Regions from separate parts of the Homo sapiens genome. Here region 1 is linked to region 2. Evidence: chromatin loops called from intact Hi-C (ENCODE). Cell type or tissue: endothelial cell of umbilical vein. All regions are shown on one strand. Each heading gives the region's core, and the rest is flanking DNA. Links, peaks and the distances in the headings are about the cores only.

Region 1 (5,372 bases), core at 73-5,072, 80 kb after region 2:
ATTTTTAGTAGAGACAGGGTTTTGCCTTGTTGGCCAGGCTGGTCTTGAACTCCTGACCTCAGGTGATCTGCCTGCCTCTGCCTCCCAAAGTGCTGGGATTACAGGCATGAGCCACCACACCCAGCCCCAAACCAAGCATTTCTAACTGAAAAACATGGCTCATGCTCAGCCCAGCTTAGGGTCAGGGTTATCACTCTATCTGGGCACAAATCTCATCTTGAATTGCAGCTCCCACAATTCCCATGTGTTGTGGGAGGGACCCAGGGGGAGGTAATTGAATCATGGGGGCTAGTCTTTCCTGTGCTGTTCTCGTGATAGTGAATAAGTCTCACGAGATCTGGTGGTTTGATAAAGGGGGCGTTCTCCTGCACACGCACTCTTGCCTGCCACCGTGTAATATGCCTCTGCTCTTCCTTCATCTTCTGCCATGATTGTGAGGCCTCCCCAGCCACGTGGAACTGTGAGTCCATTAAACCTCTTTCCTTTATAAATTACCCAGTCTTAGCTAGTTCTTTATTAGCAGTGTGAGAACAGACTAATACAGGCCCTTACCCAGTCATTGACCTAGAGGGGCTGGACTGCCATAGCGGGATCGCAGCCCCTGATGACTCCCTTCCTGGGGTCCCTGGGCCTGTGGGGAGGACAGCCATCCTAACAGGAGCCTATCTGGTGTTGTCATTTTAGAAAGCCTTCCGGAGAATGTACTTGGAGCTCCTAATAAGATATCTCGGGCCAAGGAAAATGTCACATTTCTTTGCTCTTGGCAGGAATCCCAGCTCCTTGGCTTGGGAGCACCCTTTCTCCCATGCTGAACAGAAACTTCATTTGGCCATTATGTTCATTGCCAATTAATAAATTATAGGAGAACAAATTAATTTACTTATCACTTGCAGCTTTGGAGAAAAACTCGTTCAAAGCAGGGAAAGTGGGGTGATAAAAAGATCCCTGCAGGAAAAACGTTGGGGATCCCCGGGGCCACTTACATGTTGGGTCTGAGTGGGTGAAATCACTCTTCATTACAAAGCTCTCAGAGGATCCGCAGCAGGGGCACCTCGTCCACAACCCCCGCCCCCCTGCCCCCAGCTGGCCTCCAAAGATTGTGGTGAGGTTCCAAATGAGGTGACAACATTGGAACTTGCTGCATCCTGAACGTGTGCACTGAGTGATGAGGGTGCTGGCGCTCTGGTTGTGGGGACCCTGACTACACAGCCCCGGGTGTGGCTCAAAGTGTCAGTCTCCCACTGCCTACCAGTGCTACAGACCCCACCCTGCAAATCTCCTAAAGGGAGAAACCTGCTCCCGGCTCCAAGCACGTGGTTGCAGTAGGAACACCTGGGAACACACGAAAGCGTGCTGGGTGGGGTCAGGAGGCTCAGCTCTGTCTGCTTGGGCTCACCGCTAATGTGTGTGAGCTGGGGCTTGCATTTCCTCGCCTACAACAAAAGTGACGGACAGAATGCAGGGAAGGCCCAGGTAGCACCCCTATCCTGTGAGTTCTGCCTCCACCTGCACTGCTGCCTGTGGGTTGTGTGTGAAGCACGTGAGGCCCTGTCCCTCAGTGCTCAGCGATGCCGCGGGTGGTCTGAGATGATGTTGGTGGTGATGGTGATGAAAACTCACACACTAGCACTTCTACCAAGCCCATTGGTATTCTAAGGGTTTCACCCATATTAACTCATTAATCTTCACAACCAGCCTATGAGGTTACTGTTATTATCACTCCTATTTTACACAGGAAGAGACAGACACAGGTGAAGCCACTTGTCAACATTGTGCAGCTGGTACGCGGTGGGGCAGAGCCCAGTCAGGCTCCGGGGCCTGTGTGTGGGCACTACTGTGCGCTGTCTGCTGTGTCCCGGTAGCCGAGTTAACCAAAAGCAGCACAGAGATCATGAAACTTCATTCTAACCTGAGCTTTCAACCTCCTCCCTCTCATCAAATTTTACTTAAAATTTCAGAAACTAGCAAGAGTCGAAATGGCCCGATGTCCCCTCCTTCTGTTTCCCCTGCCGCTTGTCCCCATGGCCCTGGGGGCATCCGCAGGAGGGAGGTGCCCCTGGGGCTGGGGAGAGGATTCTCCTGGCGTTTGCTCTTTTTCCTGGCTGCCCAGGTACACTCTTAGCCATGTCCAGTCCTCAGGCTTTCCCCAAAAGGGAGAATAACGGGAGCATGGGCCAAAATCCTGAGTGAAATATAAAGGCCCCAGATAAAGCAATTATAAATGGAAACTCTGAGGCTGTGATTCACTCAAGCAACATGACTCATGTTCTGCTGAGGTTTCCGTGAACAATATGTTCACAGTCTGATTTAATTATAGCCTAGATTTACTGCTGCCTCGGGGAGCCTCCGAAGCTCACCCCATCCCTCACTACCCCCAGCGCGGCGCCTGGTGAAACGCCTCCCAGTGCGAGAGTGGGAGCAGGCACTGGAAATGGTTTTCTGCAGGTGCTATGTGTCACATCGTGCACAGTGGACAGCTCTTGGGACCTCAGCTGGGCGGGGAGGCAGAGTCGTCAAATAAGTTAGAGCTCTGGGGTACAGCTCAAGCCCCCGGGGATGGGGGGGATTGTGCTTCCTGGGCTTCCCCTCCGTGCAGGGGCTCCTGCAGAGTTGAGGTTTGTCAGCGCCGAGTGTGGGCGCCTAGAGTGATCGATTGAGAGAGAGAATCCAGTCACAGCTCCCTCACGCGAGGGTGGAGGGAAACCCGGGGCTGCCTGCCGAACTCGGGGGCGTTCTCGCGGGGACCCGATAACACCGGACAGAAAATGTCCCACTTCTCATCGCTTTGTGCTTTCAGTGAGAACCCCCCCGGAGGTACAGCATTTAAAGGGGATAATTTCAAACGTGGTGATGTGGCCACAATTATATCCTCGTTATCAGACAAAAACTGTAGGTCCCCTCCCTCTGCAAAGCACGAAAGCATTTGTGTGTATTTCAGTGTAACAGAATGCTGTCCCCCAGTATCTGGTGCCATGTGCTCTTTCCACGCCCCCCGCACCCCGGCCCTGTTTGCTTGAGTAACCAGAGTGGAAGAGGGCAGCCCACTACTGTGGGCTTTAGTGTTGTCAGCTAAAATACAGGCCGCCCCGTTAATTTGCATGTCACATAAGCGATGCATAATAGTTTCATTTGCGCATGTCCCAAATATTGTCCGGGACATGCTTGTGCTAAAACCAGATTCCTTGTTGACCTGAAATCCAAATTTATTTTTTGAGACGGATTCTCACCCTGTCACCCAGGCTGGAGTACAATGGCACCATCTCAGCTCACTGCAACCTCTGCCTCCCAGGTTCAAGCGATTTTTCTGCCTCAGCCTCCAAGTAGCTGGGACTACAGGCGTGCGTCACCATGCCTGCCTAATTTTTGTATTTTTAGGTAGAGATGGGGTTTCGCCATGTTAGATCTCCCAAAGTGCTGGGATTACAGGTGTGAGCCAGTGCACTGGGCCTTAAATCCAAATATAACTGGGTATTTTTTTGTTTTTTTTTTTTTTTTTGAGGCAGAGTCTCACTTTGTTGCCCAGACTGTAGTGCAGTGGCGTGATCTTGGCTCACTGCAACCTTCGCCTCCCAGGTTCAAGTGATTCTCCTGCCTCAGCCTCCTGAGTAGCGGGGATTACAGGCGTGTGCCACCATGCCCGGCTAATTTTTGTATTTTTAGTAGAGACGAAGTTTCACCATGTTGGCCAGGCTGCTCTCGAACCCCTAACCTTAAGTGATCCACCCCCACCTCGGCCTCCCAAAGTGCTGGGATTACAGGCCTGAGCCACCGTGCCCGGCCGGCGTTTTGTATTTTTAGTTGTCAACTCTGGCAACCCTACATGGACTTTGAAGTCATACAACCTGATTTCAGATGCCCCTCTGCCATCAAGGGTATGGGAAACTCTGGACAAATGACATGGGCATTCGGAGCCTCCATTTATCGTAACCACAACCACATCCCGGGACCATAGCAAAGATGAGAGCGAATGTACGTGAAGCACGTAGCACAGGAAGCGGTATCTCGTTGTAGTGGAAGCTGTTGGCCCCGCTGCATCCCCTTTATTGGCCGGTGCACTCATCCTCCAGCTTCTAGGAATGTTGGGTGCCAGCAACGCACAGCGACCCCCTTTCCTGGTGCATTGCCCTGGACTGATGGGAGGTGCTTGCCTAAGAGCTTGTGTCCCATCCGCGTCCCCCCCAACTGCCCCCATTGCCACCCGCGGGCAGCCAGCAGTCACTGGCTAACTGATGGCAGAGGCTGCTTTTATCTTGCAGTGCTCACTCCAGAGCCCCCTGTGGCGTCGGGCTGGCTGGGTTCCACCTGATGCCACACCCTGCTCAGCTCCTTCCCCTGTCACTCTTGCTTCCTTCCAGGCTGCTCCCTGGAGCACACTCTTGGCATTTCACTTGTACAACATGCCTGGCCCTGGCACGCTGCTGGTGCTGGTGTGCACACTGATCACATAAGCTTGTGAGCATTCAGCGCTGAAGGCCAAGGATGCCTTGTGCTCTGAGAATGGGATCTGCTTGGGGGCAGGAGAGACTTGGGGTCGGGGTGCGTTGCTGGGGAACAGACAAGGGATCTGTCGCCTCCTGGGAAGCTGGGAAATGGTGTGGGGTGGGGCGACTGGGAGAGGACGGCCAGGGACAGCTTCAGGCCTGGTGTCCTGCAAAACCTGACACCTAGCAGATGGGAAGATGCGGCTCAGCTACCTCCTCCCGGAGCCAGGCTGAGGAGGTCACGTGGGCCCAGGAGGTTCAGCCTCAGTTGGGCTGTGCTTGGGGAAATAAATCATCAGGACTCAATGCAGAAAAATGACATGAATTAGGGGGCTCGTCTGGGTGCCACGCGAACCTCTCCCTGTCTCTCCACCTTGCAGGCATGCTTTTGGGTACCGACACATGTTCCTCCAGGAGGAGTGGTGGAAAGGAGGAATCCTTTGGCCTCCAACCCTGGAAGAAGGTGTATAGTTTTAAAGGGCAAGGCTTGGCTTTGAATTGCAGCTCTGCCACTTCTTTCTCCTTCTCTCCCTTCCCTTCCCTTTTCCTTCTCTTCCCTTTTCCTTCCCTTTCCCTTTCCCGACAGTCTTCTCTGTTGGCCAGGCTGGAGTGCAGTGATGCACTCTCTGCTCATTGCAATCTCCACCTCCCCGAGTTCAAGAGATTCTCCTGCCTCAGCCTCCTGAGTAGCTGGGACTACAGGCACGTGCCATCATGCCCACTTAATTTTTGTGTTTTTAGTAGAGATGGGGTTTTACTATGTTGGCCAGGCTGGTCTCGAACTCCTGACCTCAAGTGATCTGCCTGCCTCGGCCTCCCAAAGTGCTGGGTTTACAGGTGTGAGCTACTGCACCCGGCCCCATCTCTGCCACTTCTATACAGGCGCTAGAA
Region 2 (5,372 bases), core at 253-5,252:
CTGCCCGCCTCGGCCTCCCAAACTGCTGGGATTACAGGTGTGAGCCACTGTGCCCGGCCACCAGCACCATTTCTTAAAAAGACTATACTTTCCTTGTTAAATTTTCTTGACACCCTTATCAAAAAATCAGTTAACCATAATAAAAGGGTTTATTTCTAGACTCTTAATTATATTTCACAATCTCTATGTTTATCCTTATGTCAGTACTGTACAATTTTGATTACTGTAGCTTTGTGGGAAGTTTTAACATTGGGAAGTGTGAGTTCTCCAACTTTCTTCTTCTTTTTCCAGATCGTTTTGGCTATTCTGGGCCCCTTGAATTTCCATATGAATTTTAGGATTGATTTGTCAATATCTACCAAAAAGCAGCTGGGATATTGGTAGGGTTGCCTTGAATCTGTAGGTCAATTTGGGTACTATGGCTGTCTTGAGATGTCTTTCCATTTATTTAGATCTTTAATTTCAACAATGTTTTTTACCTTTCAGTATACACGTCTTGCTCTTGTTTTGTTAAATTTATTCCTAGGTGTTTTTGATGCTATTGTAAATAGAATTGTTTTCTTAATTACATTTTGGATTGTTCATTGCTAGTGTATAGAAATACAACTGACTTTTATATACTGACATTGTGTTGTGAACTTTGATAAACGTATTAGTTCTAATGGTTTTTAGTGGATTTCTTGAGATTTTCCACCTACAAGATTATGTTATCTGTGAATAATTTTACTTCTTCCTTTCCAATCTGTCTGCCTTTTCTTTTCCTTTTTTTTCTTTTTGCTTAATTGCCTTGTCTAGAACCTCCAGTACACTGTTGAATAAAAGTGAAGAGAGTAGATGTCTTTGTCTTGTTCATGATACTGGGGAAAGCATTCAGTCTTTCATCAAGTATGATATTAGCTGTGTATTTGTTTGTAGTGGCCTTTTATTACATTGAGGAAGTTTCTTTCTATGCTTAGTTTATTGAGTGTTTTTATTGTGAAAGAGTGTTGGATTTTGTCAAATGCTTTTTCTGAATACATTGAAATGATGTGTTCTTTCCCTTTATTCTATTAATACAGTATATTATATTGATTGATTTCAGAGATGTTAAACCAACCTGACATTCCTGGGATAAATCCCACTTGGTCATGATGTATAATCCACCTTCTATGTTGCTGGTTTCCATTTGGTAATATTTTTTGAGGATTTTTGCATCTATATTCATAAGAGCTATTGGTCTATGGTTTTCTTATGTTGTGATATCTTTGTCTGGTTTTGGTATAAGTTTGGCCTCATAAGAGGAATTGGAAAGTATTGTCTCCTCTTCTGTGTTTTAGAAAAGTCTGTGAAGGATTGATTTTAATTCTTCAAATGTTTGATAGAATCCATCAGTGAAGCCATCAGGGCCTGGGCTTTTCTTTGCAGGAAGTTTTAAAATTACTAATTTCAATATTTTTCCTTGCTATAGTTGTATTCAAGTTTTTTGTTTCTTCCTGAGTAGTTTGTGTCTTGGTAGTTGTGTCTTTCTTGGAATTTGTTTCATTTCCTGAAACAAATTTATTTCATGAAATTCATTTCATCTAATATATCTAATTTGTTGACCTAAAGTTGTTTGTAGTACTTCTTTATTTTTTTTTCTCCTGAAAGTTTGGTAGTAATATTTCCTTTTTTTTGTTGGTCAGTCTCACTAAGGTTTGTCAATGTTATTGATCTTTTTGAAGAACCAACTTTTAGTTTTATTGATTTTTCTCTATTGTTGTCTATTCTCTATTTCATTTATTTCTGCACTAATTGTTAACAGTGGAGGGTGTCCAGGTTCTTGGCGTCTTGAACAATGAATTGGACAAAACGCACAAACAAAGCAAGGAAGGAATGAAGGGTTTTACTGAAATGAAAGTACACTCCACAGTGTGGGAGTGGCCCCGAGCATACGGGCTGAAAGGCCCTGTTATAGAATTTCTGGGAGTTTCAATACCCCCAGAGGATTCCATTGGTTACTTGGGGTACACCCTATGTAAATGCAGAGTTTGAAGTAAAGTTACAAAGTCATTTACAGCATAAGCCCAATGGAGAGGATATTTCCTGTCATAGCTGAAGTGTGAACTGGCCTTATGTTCCCTGCCTCCAGACCTTATTTTCCTGCCTCATAATCTTTATCATTTCCTTCCTTCTGCTTGTTTTGGGTTTAGTTTGCTCTTCTTTTTTTCAGTTTCCTTAGAAGGTAATATCATTGACTTGAGATCTTTTTTATTTTTTAACAAAGATACAAATTTCCCTTTAAGTACTGCTTTAGCTCCATCCCTTAAGTTTGCTATGTTATTAAACAATTGCTGCTGCCTTAAAAAAAATAGTTTTGCTATGTTGTGCTTTTGTTTTCAATAGTATTGTCTAAATATCCTTGTGATTTCTTTAACTTATCTGTTATTTGGTAGTGTGTTGTTTAATTTCTACATATTTATGAATTCCCCATATTTCTTTCGCTTATTGATTTAAAATTTAATTTGATTGTGGTCAGCGAACACATGCTTTGCCTGATTTAAATTCCTTTAAAACTTTTTTTCTTTTTTTGGTAAATCCTTTTAAAATTTGTTGAGGCTTTTTTTGTGGCCTAGCATATGGTTTATCCCGGAGAATGCTCCATGTGCACTTCAGAAGACTATATATTTCACTCTTATTGGGTGGAGTGTTTTATATATGTCTCTTTGAACATATTTATAATAGTTGCTTTGAAATCTTTGTCTGCTAAGTCGACGTCTAGTCCCTTCAAAAGCAGTTTTTATTGCCTGCTTCCCCCCTCCGCTCCCCCCACCCCCCGCCCGTGTATGAGTCATACTTTTTTCTTTGCATGTCCTGTAATCTTACATTGTAGTAACCCTAGGTAGTTATTCCCATGCCCCTCTGGGGCTTGTTGTTATTTGCTTTTTTGTTTATTTGTTGAGTGACTTGTCTGGACTAGTTTAGTGAAGTCTATTCCCCTTCAGTGTGCAGCCTCTGATGTCACTCTTCACAGAGTGCTGCCTTGGGCATGCATACAGTTTCTCCCACCACCAGGGCTGGTGTGGATTTAATTGGGCTCTCTTTGACTGTCTCTTTCCCTGATCTCTCCTTTAAGCTTCGGACCCATCTGCCTCTATTTGAAGCAGTCCCAGCTGTTAGCCTTCACTAATTGCTAGCCGATTGCTCTATTGTTTTTAACAATAACAATGCCCTGGCCCACAGAGTGCTCTACAGTCTGATCCGATTAAAGTTGGACCCCTTTGCAGGGGCAGGGCTTTAACCATGTTTGAGGCTTACTCCAACCTCCACAAAGGCTCTTTTCTCATCTGTGTCTTTCCCCGATTCAGTCTGTTAAATTTCTTCTAGCTGGGGTACTGTTACTACTAGTATCTCGGCACTACCATCCTCCTCGTAAATGCTTATTCCCAACAATCTCCATTGTTTTCAACAGTGCCTTTAGGCATGAACTTCCTTACACTCTGTGCCAAATAAGGCCAGTCCCTTAGGAAGAGTGGCAGTGCTCTGTTCTTGACCTGCCTCACCCCCTGGGCCAAACCACTGTGCCATCGCACTGCAGCTGGGAGCAGGGACAGTGACCCACTTCTCCTCCAGTGACAGCCCCATTCCACAAGTGGGGTAGTAGGCAGGGATGATAGCTCCTGGTCTTCTTGGCTTGCCCTTCTTGGCATAGCACCTCCTCCTTATGATTGAGCAAGCATGGGGGCAGTTGGGGTCTAGCACCTGCAGGCTGCCATGCCTAGGATAGGGCTTCTGCCCAATGAGCGGGAGAAGTGACCCCAGTCCTCTCTGCTGTGCTTGCCTGGAATCCAGCTTCTGTAACGCAGAGCTGAGGGGAATGAGGGATGCCCATCAGCTTGCTCCTTCTGGGGCAAAACCATAGCCCTCTACTGGGAGCTGGGGGAAGAAGGAGCCCCGTCTTGGATGCATCCACTTGAAGTAGAGCATCCTTCATGCTGATCAGTGAAGGGGGTTAGAGTAGATCATGGCTCAAATGCCACAGACTCTCTCTGTTGGTATCAAAATTTAGTAAGTTTTCTTAAATGTTTCTCCATATGCTGTATGCCATTAGGACAATTTCCAGTGGCTTTAACTATTTTAATTTTTTTTTAAGTGATTTTCCGCTGGGCGTGGTGGCTCACGCCTGTAATCCCAGCACTTTGGGAGGCTGAGGTGGGCGGATTGCTTGAGCCCAGGAGTTGGAGACCAGCCTTGGCAACTTGGCGAAACCCCATATCTATAAAAAGTACAAAAATTAGCTGGGCGTGGTGGTGCATGCCTGTAGTACCAGCTACTTGGGAGGCTGAAGCAGGAGCATGGCTTGAACCTGGGAGGCGGAGGCTGCAGTGAGCTGAGATCGTGCCACTGCACTCCAGCCTGGGCGACAGAGTGGGACCCTGTCTTAAAGAAAAAGATGTTCACCAGTTAAATGGTTGTTTCACTGGGGAGAGGGTCTGCCAAGCCCCTAACACTGCCATTCCTGTCACTATGTTGTCATTTTGAGAACTGTACTGAGTATGTCTATAAACATGGATGTAAAGGCAATAAGCCATGTACTCATCTTTGTGACAGCGTGCATATCCAGAGCTGCCTGTCTGGAGTCTCTGGCAGCTTCTGGCATGGAGTAAGATCTATAAATATTCCTCTCATTCATTCATCCATTCAACAAGAATGTATTGATCACTCCTGAGTACTCTTGCTCATTTGTCTTGGTGAAATTTAGCGTTTTTCTAAATTTCCAGTCCTACATTTTAACTGCTTTCTTGTCAGTTTTTACCCTATATGGCAGGGATGAGTTCTTAAGAACAACAGCTATGTGCATTATCTCATTAAATCCTTAAAGCAACCTGATGACGTAGATAATATTATTCCTATTTCCCGAAAGAGGACACTGAAGCTCACATAAGTTGAATAATTTGCTAAATGATGGGTCTGGTTTTGATTCCAAATTTGTTGGACTCTACGCTTCTCATTTTTGACTGCTAGGTCATACCATGTCTCTCACTGTAGGAAAAGATGTTACAGGACACTGGGTTTTGTTTGTTTGGTTGGTTGGTTTCCTTTTTTTGAGATGGAGTCTCACTCTGTCACCCAGGCTGGAGTGCAGTGGCGCAATCTCAGCTCATTGCAACCTCCACCTCCTGGGTTTAGGCAATTCTCCTGTCTCAGCCTCTGGAGTAGCTGGGATTACAGGCATGTGCCACCACGCCCAGCTAATTTTTGTGTTTTTAGTAGAGACTGAGTTTCACCATATTGGTCAGGCTGGTCTCAAACTCCTGACTTCAGATGATCCACCTGCCTTGGCATCCCAAAGTGCTGGGATTACAGGCATGAGCCACTGTGCCCGGCCCCAGAACTCTGGTTTTCAACTTCTTACA

The links. Hi-C counts contacts between places; a loop is a spot of excess contacts. Peaks named below come from ENCODE experiments on the same cell type or tissue, not always from the same donor. Only the 100,000 strongest peaks of a DNase experiment are listed, where the experiment ranks them.
Region 1: a loop joins it to region 2, with 2.6 times the contacts of the local background. A loop is called at or near these places in 2 of 110 quality-filtered maps.

Annotation. Positions count from the first base shown.
Region 1 is chrX:18,871,017-18,876,388 of GRCh38, forward strand. No RefSeq gene overlaps it. Among named protein-coding and RNA genes, the nearest start is that of PHKA2-AS1, 17 kb to the right of the region's middle. RefSeq lists enhancers at 865-1,366, 1,367-1,866. In endothelial cell of umbilical vein, for the core only: no CTCF peak of the experiment used is centred there; a DNase peak (open chromatin) is centred at 2,285; H3K27ac peaks cover 490 bases.
Region 2 is chrX:18,790,912-18,796,283 of GRCh38, forward strand. All of the region lies in intron 10 of PPEF1 (protein phosphatase with EF-hand domain 1), which reads left to right. Among named protein-coding and RNA genes, the nearest start is that of PPEF1, 86 kb to the left of the region's middle. RefSeq lists an enhancer at 2,856-3,439. In endothelial cell of umbilical vein, for the core only: no CTCF peak of the experiment used is centred there; DNase peaks (open chromatin) are centred at 2,140 and 2,920; H3K27ac peaks cover 1,308 bases.